Regions from separate parts of the Homo sapiens genome. Here region 2 is linked to region 1. A link is a contact called in ENCODE Hi-C data. All regions are on one chromosome and are shown on one strand. The core of a region is the stretch at or near the end of the contact, and the rest is flanking DNA. Distances in the headings are between cores, read along the strand shown. Region 1 holds the start of MALSU1 (mitochondrial assembly of ribosomal large subunit 1). Region 2 holds the start of OSBPL3 (oxysterol binding protein like 3).

Region 1 (3,932 bases), core at 262-2,761:
AATAAAAAAGGGTATGGTGAGTTTGAAAAACAGCAAAAAGCAGATAAAGCGAAAATGATTGTAGTTGATAGAAGGGCAGCATGGAGGATGAAAAGAGTAGAAACAGACTGGAGACAGGAAAGCCAGGTAGGAGGCAGTCTCTGTAATTAGGCAAGAACTAATGAGGGTGTGGACTAAGGAAGAAACAGTGGAAATGAAGACAAGAAGCTGAACTCACAGAAACATTTTGGAGGTCACATAAGCAGGATTTTGACAACAGATTCGTTTGTTGTATGAAGATCCTGGACTGAATGAAGTCTAGGGTTTGGGAGTTTTGAAGGGATAATGACCCATTAAATGAGCTGGCAAATACAGGTGGTAAAGCAGGTCTGGGATGTTCAGAGAAGGGTGGGAACACGGAATGGATGCCAGAAGCTGGGAGAAAAGCCAAGTTCATGCCTGTGGAAAAATGGAATTGAGGATGGGGCTAAAATTGGACAGAGGAAACTTAATCTGTAATGTTTTTCTTCTTTTCAAAAATAACTTGAAGTGGTTGTACATATCTGGTGTGATATACACAAATGCTTAATTTCTCTATTTTTAAAAAACTTCCCAAAATTAGTGCTTGGAATTATTTAAAATAATGTAGCAAACATTTTTGGAGTGCCTGCTATGTGTCTGGCACTGTTTCAGGCATTTGAAATATTTGCTCTCTATGAAGCCTTCCTTTCAGCAGTTAGCAGGCCTGGAGTTCAGAAGCCAGAAACTGGCTTCTGATTCTGACGCAGTCAGTAAGTGTATGACCTGGGCAAGTTGCTTCCCTGCGGCGTCCCACGCCCCCAAAACCCCCCACCCCCCCACCCGTGCCAGGAATCTATCGCAGTTCTCAAGTCCTGTGACTTAATACCGCAGCTGGCACCTCAGAATTCCTTATTCTTACAGAGCTGGTCCCCACAGTACCGCCCCTGGGCGTAAACTCCTCCATACAGGGAGTGTAGATGATGGGCTGACCTAAGAACGGTTTCCAAATGGTCCTTTACACCTCTGCCTCCCACCCCACTCTAGCCCAGGATAACAGATTTTCCTCGCGCAATTTCAAATTTGCAAGGGAATCTTGAATATTTTCTGGTAATGAGAGAGGGTAGATTATATGTCCTAATCCCAGCCTAATCAGATTAACAGCAACTTCTGGACATTCAGTACCAGGAACTGTTTTAGGTGCTGTGGAGAGAAGAGTTAAAAATGAAACAAAAATTATTGCCTTCATGAGCCTCACATTAGTGGACAGAGTCCAAAAAAAAAGTGACAACGTAATGCGCTACTGCGACACAAAGCAAAGCAAGGTGGGCAAGCAACACTAGTTCTTTATTCCCGCACGCCCTAATCCCCAAGTAGCTCTTCCGGGTCACTGCAGTCTTCACGGGCTCCAGACTCCGCCCATGGTCCGTCCTTCAGGCCTTGACTCCGCCCACGCATCGACGTAGAATTTCCCGGCCGGGCTCCATGAAGTACCACCCACCCGCGACGCCGACGCAAGGCTGCTGCTATGGGGCCGGGCGGCCGTGTGGCGCGGCTGCTCGCCCCACTAATGTGGCGCAGGGCGGTTTCCTCGGTGGCGGGGTCCGCGGTTGGAGCCGAGCCCGGGCTTCGGCTGCTGGCCGTGCAGCGGCTTCCCGTAGGAGCAGCGTTCTGCCGGGCTTGCCAGACCCCAAACTTTGTCCGCGGCCTGCACAGCGAGCCTGGGCTGGAGGAGCGGGCGGAGGGGACGGTCAACGAGGGACGCCCAGAATCGGACGCGGCAGGTACGGGCGTGGAGAAGAACGAAGGCGACCCTCTCCGGGCAGTCTGGAGTCAGGTCCCAGCCAAGGTGGCTCTGGGTTCCCCTCTATGTGCATTTCTCTTGGAGTCACAAAACTCCTGCACATCCAGAGCTGGAAGGGACTTCAAAGGTTGTTGGCGCCAACCTTCCCGTTTCACAGTGAAGAAATTGAGGGCAAGAGATGAACTGCAGAATCCCAGCCTCCCGGACGGCCATCTCCCACCCTTGGCATCACAGTCTCACCGTCCTCACTTCCTTTTACCCTCTTCCTAGGATCCTGGGAAATGGGTTTGTGGGGACTGTTGGGGCTTGAGGATTCTGAGGAGCCAGGGTCTGGGTGCGAAGGGGTGCGTAGGAAGCGCCAGTAGGAGATGGGTCCAAGTTAATATCCTCTAGTTATTGCTGACGTTTTTAGAAACTTAAGAATGGTAAACAGATCACATCTAAGAATGTAGAGTATGAGAGGGAGAGGCCTTAGTGGGCTTAGCTACTAGGTCCTTTGGAGTCGGCTTTAGAACTTGGGCGAGCTTTTAAATTTACAGCCTGTAATACTCCAAGCTGAAGATCAGAATATCTAAATCTTTACGGGAAAAAAAATTAGATTTTCATAGGTAACAGTTGTTAATAACCCGGTGGTTTTATATGAAAACTGGAAGGTTCAAAATAATAATTACTCAAAAATGTAGCTCTTTCAGTGACTGATCTTAGGCCACAGTAATTCTCCTAGGCCTCAGTTTCTTCATCTCTCAACTGAAGGTTGTGGACCAGATACTGCCTAAGAGCCCTTCCAGCTCACAATTCTGTGACCCGTTATGACTGAGATTCAATTTAATATGCTCCAGGATATCACCTCCTACCCATTTTGTGGTGCTGTTTTTCTTTGCACAGCATTTCTGTGATTGTGGTGTATTGCTCCTTTTAAGTATTAGTAGAAAGTCATTTGTCACTGGTGTCTGGTTCTACTTGCATATGGTTAATAGCGAAGGATGTATAGTGGCTCTGCGTAATCTGAGCACCCTGACCATAAAAGTTGAGCGGTGCTATGATACTACTGCCCAGGTTCACCTTCCAGGAGGCCTTTACCCTGCTATCTGTAAAAACACTTTGGATCTAAACACCCTCATGGAGGAACAGTCAGCTGCCGGCATCTCTGGGTGCATACACGTCTATCTGCTTGGCCATCCTGATACAAACAACTATTTGTGCATTTCAGATCATACTGGTCCCAAGTTTGACATCGATATGATGGTTTCACTTCTGAGGCAAGAAAATGCAAGAGACATTTGTGTGATCCAGGTTCCTCCAGAAATGAGATATACAGATTACTTTGTGATTGTTAGTGGAACTTCTACCCGACACTTACATGCCATGGCCTTCTACGTTGTGAAAATGGTAGGATGCTTTCTTTTCTCTTTTGGACCATTAACTGAGTGGAATAGTGACAGTGCATCAGGCCAAGGAGCAACACTTAGAGGGTAAACCCATCATACAAAGTTACAGAAGAAGCCCAAATTTTCAGAATTTGCATGAATTCATTTTATGTTCTTTGATAGTGAAACATATGGGAGCAAATATCCAGCCCTATTGAGTTAGGATATATCAAAATCTTTTCTCTTGTGACCGCAAGGAAGATTTTTTTTTTTTTTCTAATTGAGATGGAGTTTTGCTCTTGTTGCCCAGGCTGGAGTGCAATGGCGCGATCTCTGCTCACCGCAACCTCCGCCTCCCGGGTTTAAGTGATTCTCCTGCCTCATCCTCCTGAGTAGCTGGGATTACAGGCATGCGCCACCAGGCCCAGATAATTTTGTATTTTTAGTAGAGACGGGTTTCTCCATGTTGGTCAGGCTGGTCTCAAACTCCTGACCTCAGGGGATCCGCCTGCCTCAGCCTCCTAAAGTGCTAGGATTACTGGCATGAGCCACCTCACCCGGCCGGAAAATAATATTTTATAACCTGAGGCAAGCTAGAAGACAGTATAACCAGAGGGATTTCTAGAGGCACTATCCATTACGGTAGCCACTAGCTACATGTGCCTATTTAATTATAAATTAAAATATAAATTCAGCCGGGCGTGGTGGCTCAAGCCTGTAATCCCAGCACTTTGGAAGGCCAAGGTGGGTGGATCACAAGGTCA
Region 2 (4,238 bases), core at 1,452-3,951, 1.7 Mb after region 1:
TTAGGCAAGTTCCTAAACCTCGTTTTCCAATTCTTCACCTGAAAAATGGAGATAACCTCACAACAATGCCCAGCAAGACGGTGAAAATTAAGCTTACGGGCAGGGCGCGGTGGCTCACGCCTGTAATCCCAGCACTTTGGGAGGCCGAGGTGGGCAGATCACAAGGTCAGGAGATCGAGACCACCCTGGCTAACACGGTGAAACCCCGTCTCTACTAAAAATACAAAAAATTAGCCGGTCGTGGTGACGGGCGCCTGTAGTCCCAGCCACCCGGGAGGCTGAGGCAGGAGAATGGCATGAACCCGGGAGGCGGAGTTTGCAGTGAGCCGAGATCGCGCCACTGTACTCCAGCCTGGGCGACAGCGTGAGACTACGTCTCAAAAAAAGAAAAGAAAAAAGAAAATTACAGCTTACTGCAGCCTGGGAGTATCTGGCTTATGATGTAACTATTAACGATTACTGAAAATATATCTCAATAATAAAACAGTAAATCTTTTGGCTAAGCCATAGCTTTTGATACAAATAAAGCTAAATGCCTATTAACTAATGGTGGAAACCACATTTTAGTTTATTCGAAGAGGTCAAGCACAATAGAGACAAAATGGGCTGGAATCCTAGTTCTGCCAGGATAACCTTGGCAACACAGGTTAACCTGCTGGACCCTCAATTTCCCATCTGGTTAAAAATACCTAGCTAACAGACTTCTGTAAGTTTAATGCGGTAATGTACAAAAGTTCCTAGTATTGCTATTTGTTAATTTTCCCAACAGTAAAAAAAGGATAAAGATGAAAATCAAAATCAGCTATGAAATCCTCATTCCTCATATTTACAGAGAAGGTTTCATTTATTCATTCTATAAATGTTTACTGCAAACCTACTGCGTGTTCTTGACACAGGGGATCAAGTGATGAACAAGACAGACAAGGTCTCTGCATTCCTGGTACTTACATCCTAATGAGGGAAGGCAGATAACCCAATAACCCAAAGAGACAATTTCAGAGAGAAATTTAAGTGCTATGAGCAACAGCAAACGGGTGATGTGGCTTGGCTGGAGGGGATGGTCATTTAGCTTGGATGCATAAGAACCTAGGCCTGCTTGACTGATCTCCTTTAGCCAAGTATAGTCCTTTAGCCAAGGACCTCACCTTGTATGATACTTGCGGGGTACAGTGCAGATGATGAGAAGCCAGGCCTTCGCTTTCACCCATCTGTGGAAGTATCTCTTTTGCAGCTGTAGTTTAAAATATTTCTAAATGCCCTCATCCCAATACTCAAACTCTGAGGGTCAGAGCAACACCTAGGGGGTCTCAAGCACCTCTGCGCAGTACGCAGACACATGGAAACCGACAACTTCACAGTCCCCTCAGCTCCAAGAGTCCCGACTGAGGAGACTGGTGGCTTGTGAGGCGGAGAAGGACAAGCACAAGTGTGCAGAAGGCAGCAAGCAAGTTGCGTTGCCGAAGGAAGGGCGGCGCGCCCCTGCTTAAGAAGTATCTGGACGACCTGCGACAGTGCCCATCAGCGACTCCAGAGGCCACAAACGCTCCCCGGGAAGCTGGGCAGCGCTAAGAGGCTGCCTGGGAGTTTCTGGCTTATGATGACAGTACTTAAAGAATTTACCTGACCACGGAATAAACAGAGACAGAGGTAGGAAAACCCAACTGTAGACAACGTTCAGACAGAGTGCATAAGTCCCTAAGACCCTGAACTAAGACGCTGCAGGGCCTCCAGGAAAGGACCAATGTGAGAGACACTGAGACGAGAGTTAGGGTGAGCCTGAAGGTGATCTGAACAGTAGTAATTGGAAACTAACAAAAAAAAAAAATTCCAGAAGGGGCCAGAAAGCTGATGAATATGTAAATTCAGACAAGAAAGGAATGTGCCCTGGGCCTCCAGCCCAGCACCGGGGAGCTGAGCAAGCCGGGGTTGGGAAGGCGGGCGAGCGGAGCGCCTGCCCCGCGAGCGTTGTCTCAGTCTCTCCGGCGCGCCCCATCCCGCGGATGTGGTAAAGCTTCGCGCTCGCCCCAATTTACCAGGCTTCCTGAGCCTCTAGCCCCGGCGTAGCGCCTCCCCGCTGCCCAGGACAGCTCCGCGCGCCGCGTCCTCCCGCACCTGCGCCGCGGCCCCTGCGCTCGGCTCCTCCTGGCGGTCAATCCTCTGAGCCGTCCCTCGAGGGAAGGTGTCCTGGGGTGGGTGAGACCCGGGTCCTCCTTCCCCGGGAGCTGCAGCCGGCACCCAAGCTCCCAGGCTTGGGTCTGCCCCAGGGCCGGAGCCTCCCCGGGCGACTCGGACAGACCCCGGTCCGGCAGAGAACCGCGGCGCCCCGCAAACAGCAGCCCTTCCGAGCCCGCGCCGCCGCCAGGCCCCCCGACACCCAGGCCCCATTTAGGCGGGCGCCCCGCCACTCACCTGAGCGCTGTGCAGCCGGAGACGCTCCCTAGTTCCCCGGGGCCGGGCTCCGGGGTTAGCGCACAGAACCGGGAGAAGGCAACCCCGGCTTCTCCGGTACCCCCGCAACGTGCAGCTGACAGCTCCCGCACCGGCCGCAGGAGTCGGGGGCGGGGATGGCCACTTGCAGACAGACTGCGGGGCCGGAGCCGCGCTGCGCACCGGCCGCGAAGCGCTCAAGTCCCCTCTCCCGGGCCGGCTGGCGGGCGCCACCAGCACGCGGCCAGTTCTGAGTACTTTGCCCAGAACTTCTCGGCGCGCGCCGCCCGGCGATTAGCCCGAGGAGCCGCGCAAGGGCGGGAGCGCAGGGGAGGGGCCTGAGAGGCCCAGGGGCGGGGCCCCGAGGGGGCGGGAGGGCGGCAGAGTGATGCACAATCTCACCAATCAGAAGTCGCCTTTCGGGAAGGAGGTGGGGCGATGTCCTCGGAAGAAGCCAGCGGATTCCATGACGCGGCGGGGGAACTAGGGACCCCGGATTCCGGATGGGTTGGGAGGGCGGAGGGAGGCGAGTCCTGCGGCGAGGCACTGGGTGGGGCTCCCGGTGGCCCAGCTCGGTGCCTGCGCGCGGTAGGCGTTCGGTAAATGTTCCTCTAGTGGCTTTTCCGGGCCAGGGAAGGAGGAAAAAGTGAGGGCAGCGCGGGAGGGGCAGGTTTACGGAGAAGGCTCCAGGGGACCCTTGCGGTCGCACAGGCTAGGAGAACTCGACCTCCCGAGAAAGTCAGACTGTGGCAGAGGAGTCGAGAACAGAGGAAATACATAGGGAGGCAGCACTCTAGGCACGAGATGACAAAGGACAGCATCAGTGTGAGACCCGGGGCTCGGAGACCGTGACCCTACCTCCAGAGGCAGTCGTGCAGATTCGTGCCGGGGTGATTTTGTTCTGTGCAGTTTATGTGCAAGGGGGTAGGAGGTGGGGAGAGCACCGTCGTTACTATTAAATCTCCCTGAAAGACGGAAAAGTCCACCCGACTTGACTTCCCACTAGCCCAATGGCCTTCTTTGATCCTAGGACGAATGCAAGCAGCTGATGGTTTGGGGTCAGTTTGCAGACTGCAAATGTGTCGAGTGCCGCAGGTGGCGGGTGGGAAGGGCATGAGCATTTAGTGAGCACCTAGTATATGCCAGGAGCAGTTGCGAGCTTGCAACTGTGAGAAAGGCGCACCAGGCTCCAGTACTCACGGGGCTTGCATTTTTTGTGGAAAGACAGACAATAAAGAAGAGAAAATACATATCTATGCAAAAAATAAAAGGCTGACAGACTGTTAGTACTGAGAGGAGGGCCAAGTCCACTTTCGAAAGTGGTTTAGCGCGTGATGGGGCGCTCACCCTGAGGGCCTCTAGGCGAGGGTGGCTTTTACCCAGATTCCTGAGCCTGGGAAAGGAGCTGCCACACCCAGTCTCGCACAGAGCGTTCCAGGCGAAGGGAATAGCAAATACAGGGTATTTAGCCTCCCTGAAGACCCAACTAACCGACCTCACCGAGCTGGGCACCGCGCGTGGCTCGCTGGGCTCAGCGCCTGGGACGGAGTAAGGGCTCCACAGTGTTAAATCCCCCTGCCAACCACCACCTGCAGCGCTCGACGCATTTTCAGTCTCCAAACTGACCCCAATTCAAGGTTTCTGAGACTCTTTCCGGAGCTATTCTGTTCACATTTCATTCACCACGCTCAGATCTTCGCTTTCTGGAACCATCCCCCTCGCGAAATGTCTGGGACTGTCTGTTTCGGATCTGGCAGGCGGCGGGCGAGGGCGGGAGGCGCCAGAGATGCTGCCGAGCAAATCCACTGTCA

Evidence for each region. A loop is a pair of places that touch in the nucleus more often than their neighbours do. Pooled maps may share reads with other maps.
Region 2: a pooled map shows a loop between it and region 1 (9-fold over the local background). The contact joins the promoter of OSBPL3 here to the promoter of MALSU1 in region 1. A Hi-C loop is called at or near these places in 7 of 50 pooled maps.

What each region holds. Positions count from the first base shown.
Region 1 is chr7:23,297,828-23,301,759 of GRCh38, forward strand. It overlaps MALSU1 (mitochondrial assembly of ribosomal large subunit 1), which reads left to right and starts at 1,512. Exons shown (of 4, transcript NM_138446.2): 1 at 1,512-1,781; 2 at 3,012-3,190. The coding sequence starts at 1,526. RefSeq lists an enhancer at 1,329-1,818.
Region 2 is chr7:24,977,477-24,981,714 of GRCh38, forward strand. It overlaps OSBPL3 (oxysterol binding protein like 3), which reads right to left and starts at 2,702. Exons shown (of 23, transcript NM_015550.4): 1 at 2,410-2,702. RefSeq lists silencers at 2,092-2,301, 2,352-2,861 and an enhancer at 4,002-4,171.